Regions from separate parts of the Homo sapiens genome. Here region 2 is linked to region 1. A link is a contact called in ENCODE Hi-C data. All regions are on one chromosome and are shown on one strand. Each heading gives the region's core, a stretch centred on a gene start or an enhancer-like site at or near the end of the contact. The rest is flanking DNA. Distances are from core to core; before and after follow the strand shown.

Region 1 (3,764 bases), core at 1,265-3,764:
TGGCCTCAGACTCCTGAGGTCAAGCAATTGCCTGCCTCAGCCTCCCACAGTGCTAGGGTTACAGGCATGAGCCATCACTCCTGGCCTCTAATCTGCTTTTTTTGATGTGTCTTTGTCTGATTTGGGTATCAGGATAATACCGGCCTCATAAAATGATTGGAAGCATTCCCTCCTCCTCTATTTTTTGGAATAGTTTCAGTAGGATTGGTATTAGTTCTTTAAAAAATGTTTGGTAGGCCAGGTGTAGTGGCTCACGCCTGTAATCCCAGCACTTTGGGAGGCCAAGGCGGGCAGATCACGAGGTCAGGAGTTAAAGACCAGCCTGGCCAACATGGTGAAACCCCATCTCTACTAAAAATACAAAAATTAGCCAGGCGTGGTAGCAGACCCCTGTAATCCCAGCTACTCTGGAGGCTGAGGCAGGAGAATCGCTTGAACCTGGGAGGTGGAGGTTGCAGTGAGCCAAGACCGCACCACTGCACTCCAGCCTGGGAGACAGAGCAAGACTCCGTCTCAAACAAACAAACAAACAAACAAACAAACAAACAAAAACTAAGAATAGAGCTGCCATAAATAAAGCAATCCCACTGCTGGGCATATACCCAAAAGAAAGGAAATCAGTATATGAAAGAGATACCTGGCCGGGTGTGGTGGCTCATGCCTGTAGTCCCAGCTACTGAGGAGGCTGAGGCAGGAGAATCACTTGAACTCTGGGGGCAGAAGTTGCAGTGAGCCGAGATCGCACCACTGCACTCCAGCCTGGGTGACAGAGCGAGACTTTGTCTCAAAAAAAAAAGAAAGAAAGGAAGAGATACATGTGCTACGATGTTTATCACAGCACTATTATTTGTGGGAGCTAAAAATTAAAACAATTGAATTTGTGGAGACAGACAGTAGAAAGATGGTTACCAGAGGCTGGGAAGGGTAGAACAGTGGGAGGAGGGGGGCAAATGGGGATGGTTAATGGGTATAAAAAGACAGAAAGAATAAGACCTAGTGTTTGATAGCACAACAGGGTGTCTACAGTCAATAATGATTTAATTGCACATTTTAAAATGACTAAAAGAGTATAGTATTGGATTATTTGTAACGCAAAGGATAAATGCTTGAGGTGATGGATGCTCCATATACCCCATGTGATTACTACGCACTGCATGCCGGTATGAAAATATCTCATGTGCCCCATAAATGTACACACCCACTATGTACCCAAAAAATTAAACATAAAAAAACTTTTTTTTTTTGAGACGCAGTCTTGCTCTGTCGCCCAGGCTGGAGTGCAGTGGCGGGATCTCAGCTCACTACAAGCTCCGCCTCCCGGGTTCACGCCATTCTCCTGCCTCAGCCTTCCGAGTAGCTGGGACTACAGGCGCCTGCCACCACGCCCAGCTAATTTTTTGTATTTTTAGTAGAGATGGGGTTTCACCATGTTGGCCAGACGGGTCTCGAACTCCTGACCTCAGGTGATCCACCCACCTCCGCCCAAAGCGCTGGGATTACAGGCCTGAGCCACCGCACCTGGCCACTGAGTCTTAAGTTTTCTGAGGCTAGTTCTACATCCTAGGATCATGTCCCCCGCCCAGAGAAGACCCCAACATAGGCCGCGCTGCTCCCTCCGTCTACCGGTTTGGAGCTTCTCCTGGCAACAGGGTTCAGGCTACTAACAAGGCCTTCCTCAAGACCCCACCCATAACCAACGACCATACTTCGTGGGTCCATCTTTGTAACATCTTTACTTCCTTGGAGCAAATTCCCAGGAATGGGTTTTCGGGGTCCAAGGGTATGCACCTCTAGCACTACGACAAACGCGGCCAACACGCTTCAGGGAAACGGTGCCCCAGTTTGCATTCTGCTTCCCCTGCCCTGCCCTGGGGGTCTGACTGGTGAAACATGGGATGGCAGAGTGGTCGGGTGTTTCAGATTCCACGGTGGGCCGGGGTCTTTTCCTACCCTCGGGAGCCGTCTGAATTTCTCCTCTGCCGAGTTCCTGCGGGTGTCCTTCGCCCACCGGCCCGGGGGAGTGAGTAGCAGGCACCAGGTGAGCAGGCCTCCGCTCGCAGCGGCTACGTGCACGGGCAGGAGCACCGCCCCACGCCCCAGGTGGCCGCAGGGTGAGGGGACCGGAGGGCGGGAGGCGCACAATGGGGGGCACGCCCGTATCTCTAGCCCGGCCGGCAGCGGGCAGCGAGGCTCAGTCCTCGCCCCTTCTCCCAGCTGCTATTCGGGGCTCCCGAGGCGCTCAGAGGGGTCGACTGCGTCCGTGGGGCACAACCCAGGGGCCAGGCTAAGACGCCACACACGGCAACGACCCTCAACGACAACGACCCCCACGACGCCCCGCGCCCCAGGGCCAGCAGGCTGGGGTCCGAGAACCTCCTTGCCGGAAGCGGAAGTGCGTCACGGCGACGGCCGGCAAGCACGCACCGCGCAGACTCGCTGTGGTGGCGTGACCCGGAAGCGCTCGCCGAGGCCCCTCCTTGCCCGCCGATATCTCTGCCGGGTGACTAGCTGCTTCCTTTCTCTCTCGCGCGCGGTGTGGTGGCAGCAGGTGTGGCGCGCGGCGCGGGCTTCGGGCTCAGGGCTGGGGCTGGGGCGGGAGTGGGGGCTTGGACGCGGGGGACGGGGTGCGGGGTGCTGGGTGCGGCTGGGGCCGTGACCCTAGGGGCCGGTTTGCGCCGGGAGCCGGGGCACGGTTCCGGCCGTACTCACGGCGCCGCGCGGTGACTCCCCAGGCGCAGCCCAGCCTCGAAATGCAGAACGACGCCGGCGAGTTCGTGGACCTGTACGTGCCGCGGAAATGGTAAGCGCCCCCCACATGCCTCTCTTCCGTCCTTACCTAACCACCACGTCCCCTCGCCTGCCCTTGTTCCCCCACACCCCTCCCGTCCTTACCTCGTCACGTCCCTAACTTGTCCTGCCCCCGACGTTACTCTTTTCCATTCATATACCCCCAACCTCCCTCGTCCCCTCTTTCATTCTTACCGCCCAAGTCCCCTCTGCTCACTGCGCCCTTTCTCCACAGCTCCGCTAGCAATCGCATCATCGGTGCCAAGGACCACGCATCCATCCAGATGAACGTGGCCGAGGTGAGCTGGGAGCCCGGGAGGCGGGAAGGTTGTGATATATGTGCGGGAAAGGCAGGCTGTCCCATTGTGGAGGAGCCCCTGGGGTGAAGGTACAGGCAGAGGCTGGCTTTGAGGATTGGTGTTTCCCAAACCTGGGGGAGTGGTTTGTGACCCTTCTTCTCTTTCTAGGTTGACAAGGTCACAGGCAGGTTTAATGGCCAGTTTAAAACTTATGCTATCTGCGGGGCCATTCGTAGGATGGTGAGTGTTTCCCTGGGCTTTGCTCATCACTTCGGGACATCGTGGACTTTACCGTGCGCATTGGAGTGTGTGATGGTGCCTGAGTAGATCTGCTGGCAGAGTAGTTTGAGCCAGCTGGACTGGGCTGGCCGCCTGCCGCTTCTTGAGGGTGGAAGAGGGGTGCTCTGAGAAGACACTCAGGCAGCAGACTCTGCCTCTCACTAGGAGGTGCCCCCCCGACCCCGCTCCACCATAGTCAGGCTGCAGGCTGCCCCGGGAGAGGTGGCTCCCCTTCTGCGCCTGTCTCCATTCGCTCAGCGGGGGAGAGACGTGGGCTGGTGGCACAGCTGACCTTCTGCCATCTCAGGCAGCCGGAGTGGAAATATTCTTAGTGTGCTTTTTTTTTTTTCTTAAGGGTGAGTCAGATGATTCCATTCTCCGATTGGCCAAGGCCGATGG
Region 2 (3,550 bases), core at 210-2,709, 1.3 Mb after region 1:
TGGCTGGGCGCGGTGGCTCACGCCTGTAATCCCAGCACTTTGGGAGGCCGAGGCGGGTGGATCACCTGAGGTCAGGAGTTCAAGACCTGCCTGGCCAACACGGTCAAACTCCATCTCTACTAAAAATATAAAAAATTAGCCGGGCTTAGTGGTGCACACCTGTAATCCCAGCTACTTGAGAGGCTGAGGCAGGAGAATCACTTGAACCCAGGAGGTGGAGGTTGCAGTGAGCCAAGATTGTGCCACTGCACTCCAGCCTGGGCAAAAAGCCAAAACTCTGTCTCAAAGAAAAAAGAATCATGGCAGAAGGTGAAGTCTATGTTAGTCCCAGTTCCCAGGTCGTACATGGCGGCAGGAGAAAGAGAGAGAGAAGGGGAAACTGCCACTTTTAAACCATCGGGTCTCCTGAGCACTCACTGTCAGAACAGCCTGGAGGAAACTGACCGCATGATCCAACCACCTCCCTCCAGGTCCCTCCCTCCACACGTGGGGATTACAATTCGAGGTGAGACTTGGGTGGAGACACAGAGCCGAACCATATCAGCATGTATGGGGGGCACTGAAACTTGTGCTTGGTGCCCATTCATTCAACGAGTGTGTGTGGCTGGTCTCCTCATCTTCAACTCCCTGCCGAGTCTCAGATAGGCAGCCTGCAGTTCCTTCACCACAACAGGCACATGGGGCTGGGTGCCAGTGAGTGCTGGGGCTTCTCCGAGCACTATCTCACACCCAGGAGCGTGGGCACGCATGGCATTCGCATGTGCCGTCAGTGGACATTAAACACAGCCATGAAGAAGCCACGAAGAAGTGCTGCCTGCCGGCCGTGCGCGGTCACGCAGCGCCAACTCCCTCCTGGGGCCTTCTGGGGCCTTCTGGGGCATGGGAGCTGGGGCCGCCTGAGACAAACATCCGTGACGCTGGGCTGACCCCACAGAACGGTGCGGGCCTCGCTCTTGGAGTCAGCCCTGCTGCCAGCCAGTGCCGGGTGCTGGGGACTCAGGGAGGCCCGCCGGGACCACTGCGGGACAGTGAGCCGAGCAGAAGCTGGAACGCAGGAGAGGAAGGAGAGGGGGCGGTCAGGGCTCTCAGGAGCCGGGTCCTGGGCAAGGCGCAGCCGTTTTCAAATTTTCAGGAAAGCGGTCGGCTCACACTCGAGCAGTAAAAAGATGCCTCTGGGGAGGAGGCCCGTGCAGCTCTCCGGGCAATGGTGGTGGCTCGGCCTAGAGAGGCGGTAGTGGAACGCAGACCCTGGTGGGGGAATGACATCAAGGGAGGAGACGGGCGGGACCCCAGATTTCTGCCTGTGGGCGATGGAAGTGAGGTTCACTGGCCAGCGGAGCCGGACACAGAACGCGCAAAACGCCGTGTAGGCCTGGAGGAGCCGAAGAGCAGGCGGACCCCCTCCGCGGGGGAACAGTTTCCGCCGGGAGCACAAAGCAACGGACCGGAAGTGGGGGGCGGAAGTGCAGTGGGCTCAGCGCCGACTGCGCGCCTCTGCCCGCGAAAACTCTGAGCTGGCTGACAGCTGGGGACGGGTGGCGGCCCTCGACTGGAGTCGGTTGAGTTCCTGAGGGACCCCGGTTCTGGAAGGTTCGCCGCGGAGACAAGTGAGCAGTGAGTCGCAGTGACCCTACAAGTGGTTCTTTTACCCGAGCGGCTCGTAGGCGCGTTGCGGTTTTTCGAAACTACAGCTCCCGGCAGGCCCCAAGCCGCCCTCGGGGCCGCGGGTCGGCGGATTGGCCGCGCTGCATTTTGGGACCTGTAGTTTCCTGCGCTCGTGGCGCTGGCGCCGCGGCGTTGGCTGAGCCCTTGACCGGGGCTGGAGGGAAGGGCCGACATTCAGTGTGTCCGCGTCTGTTCTGTTAGTCCCAGTTCCCGGGCGGGATTGAGGCTTAGAGAAGTTGAGTGATTTGCTGAGGGCTGCACGGGTTGGCATCCCGGCATGCTCTTTCGCTACTTTGGCTGCATCTGGTTGCCCACCCGGGCGGATGGGGAATGGACTCCAGCCAGCCAGGAGGGCAGAGGGCTGGAGAGGCAGGGCCGGAGGTTCAGACCCTCCGCTCTGACGTTGCGCCTGGTGAGGCCGGGAGGGGTGCCGCTTGCCTCTTCAGCCCTCACGCTCTTGTGGAAGTCGCGGAATTACTGCAGGCGGAACTTGCAGCACTGTGGGCGTCTTTTCCAGAGAAGGACGGAGTTGTGGGGCGGGAGGATAAGGCAAGGCCCAGCCACTTCGCATCTTCGCCCCGCCAGCTCCTCGAGATGGGATATACCAGGGTTGCTCTCCAACCCTCTCCGCAGGAGGGACTGATGGAAACGCCTGGGAAAGTAGCCCGGTACCCACAAAGGCTGTCTACAAACAGAGTCTTACTGTCTTTCCCAGGTCTGTGCCATAGGGATTCTCGAAGAGAACAGCGTTGTGTCCCAGTGCACATGCTCGCATCGCTTACCAGGAGTGCCCGAGACCCTAAGATGTTCGGAGTGGTTTTTTCGCACAGACCCGAATAGCCTGCCCCTCAGCCACGCTCTGTGCCCTTCTGAGAACAGGCTGATATGCCCAAGATAGTCCTGAATGGTGTGACCGTAGACTTCCCTTTCCAGCCCTACAAATGCCAACAGGAGTACATGACCAAGGTCCTGGAATGTCTGCAGCAGGTAGAGCACAGGCCCCGAGGAAAGGACTGCGGGTGGGTGGAGCTTCAGCCAGGACGGGGTGTGCTTCCCTCTCCCGGCCCATTCCAGCCAGGCCCCTCCGGGCCAGAGGCAGCGTCTGTCATAAAAAGGGCTGGTGTTCCAGGTGGGGTCAGAGAGAGGATTGACAAGTAAAAACGATCGTCCTTTGAAGGGGGCCGGCCCCTCCACACCTGTGGGTATTTCTCATCAGGCGGGACGAGAGACTGAGAAAATGAATAAGACACAGAGACAAAGTATAGAGAGAAAAGTGGGCCCAGGGGACCGGCGCTCAGCATACAGAGGACCTGCACCGGCACCAGTCTCTGAGTTTCCTCAGTATTCATTAATTACTATTTTCACTATCTCAGCAAGAGGAATGCGGCAGGACAGCAAGGTGATAGTGGGGAGAAGGTCAGCAAGAAAACGTGAGCAAAGGAATCTGGGTCACAAATAAGTTCAAGGGAAGGTACTATGCCTGGATGTGCACGTAGGCTAGTTTTATGCTTTTCTCCACCCAAACATCTCGGTGGAGTAAAGAGTAACAGAGCAGCATTGCTGCCAATATGTCTCGCCTCCTGCCACAGGGCGGCTTTTCTCCTATCTCAGAATTGAACAAATGTACAATCGGGTTTTATACCGAAACATTCAGTTCCCAGGGGCAGGCAGGAGACAGTGGCCTTCCTCTATCTCGACTGCAAGAGGCTTTCCTCTTTTACTAATCCTCAGCACAGACCCTTCACGGGTGTTGGGCTGGGGGACTGTCAGGTCTTTCCCATCCCACGAGGCCATATTTCAGACTATCACATGGAGAGAAACCTTGGGCAATACCCGGCTTTCCAGGGCAGAGGTCCCTGCGGCTTTCCGCAGTGCATCGTGCCCC

Evidence for each region. Hi-C counts contacts between places; a loop is a spot of excess contacts on that map. Pooled maps may share reads with other maps.
Region 2: a loop to region 1 is called in a map of naive thymus-derived CD4-positive, alpha-beta T cell, with 12 times the contacts of the local background. The contact joins the promoter of RTEL1 here to the promoter of RPS21 in region 1. A Hi-C loop is called at or near these places in 2 of 168 maps with a recorded cell type or tissue (breast epithelium and naive thymus-derived CD4-positive, alpha-beta T cell) and 5 of 50 pooled maps.

The regions. Positions count from the first base shown.
Region 1 is chr20:62,384,589-62,388,352 of GRCh38, forward strand. It overlaps RPS21 (ribosomal protein S21), which reads left to right and starts at 2,515. Exons shown (of 6, transcript NM_001024.4): 1 at 2,515-2,548; 2 at 2,733-2,800; 3 at 3,023-3,086; 4 at 3,255-3,326; 5 at 3,721-3,764. The coding sequence starts at 2,751. RPS21-DT (RPS21 divergent transcript) reads right to left here and starts at 2,401. Exons shown (of 1, transcript NR_186459.1): 1 at 1,715-2,401. RefSeq lists enhancers at 1,653-1,702, 1,981-2,672, 2,673-3,364 and silencers at 2,053-2,172, 2,603-2,792.
Region 2 is chr20:63,656,853-63,660,402 of GRCh38, forward strand. It overlaps RTEL1 (regulator of telomere elongation helicase 1), which reads left to right and starts at 1,460. Exons shown (of 35, transcript NM_001283009.2): 1 at 1,460-1,614; 2 at 2,381-2,652. The coding sequence starts at 2,551. RTEL1-TNFRSF6B (RTEL1-TNFRSF6B readthrough (NMD candidate)) reads left to right here and starts at 958. Exons shown (of 38, transcript NR_037882.1): 1 at 958-1,614; 2 at 2,381-2,652. RefSeq lists enhancers at 1,155-1,394, 1,425-1,514, 1,535-1,694, 1,815-1,884, 2,035-2,084.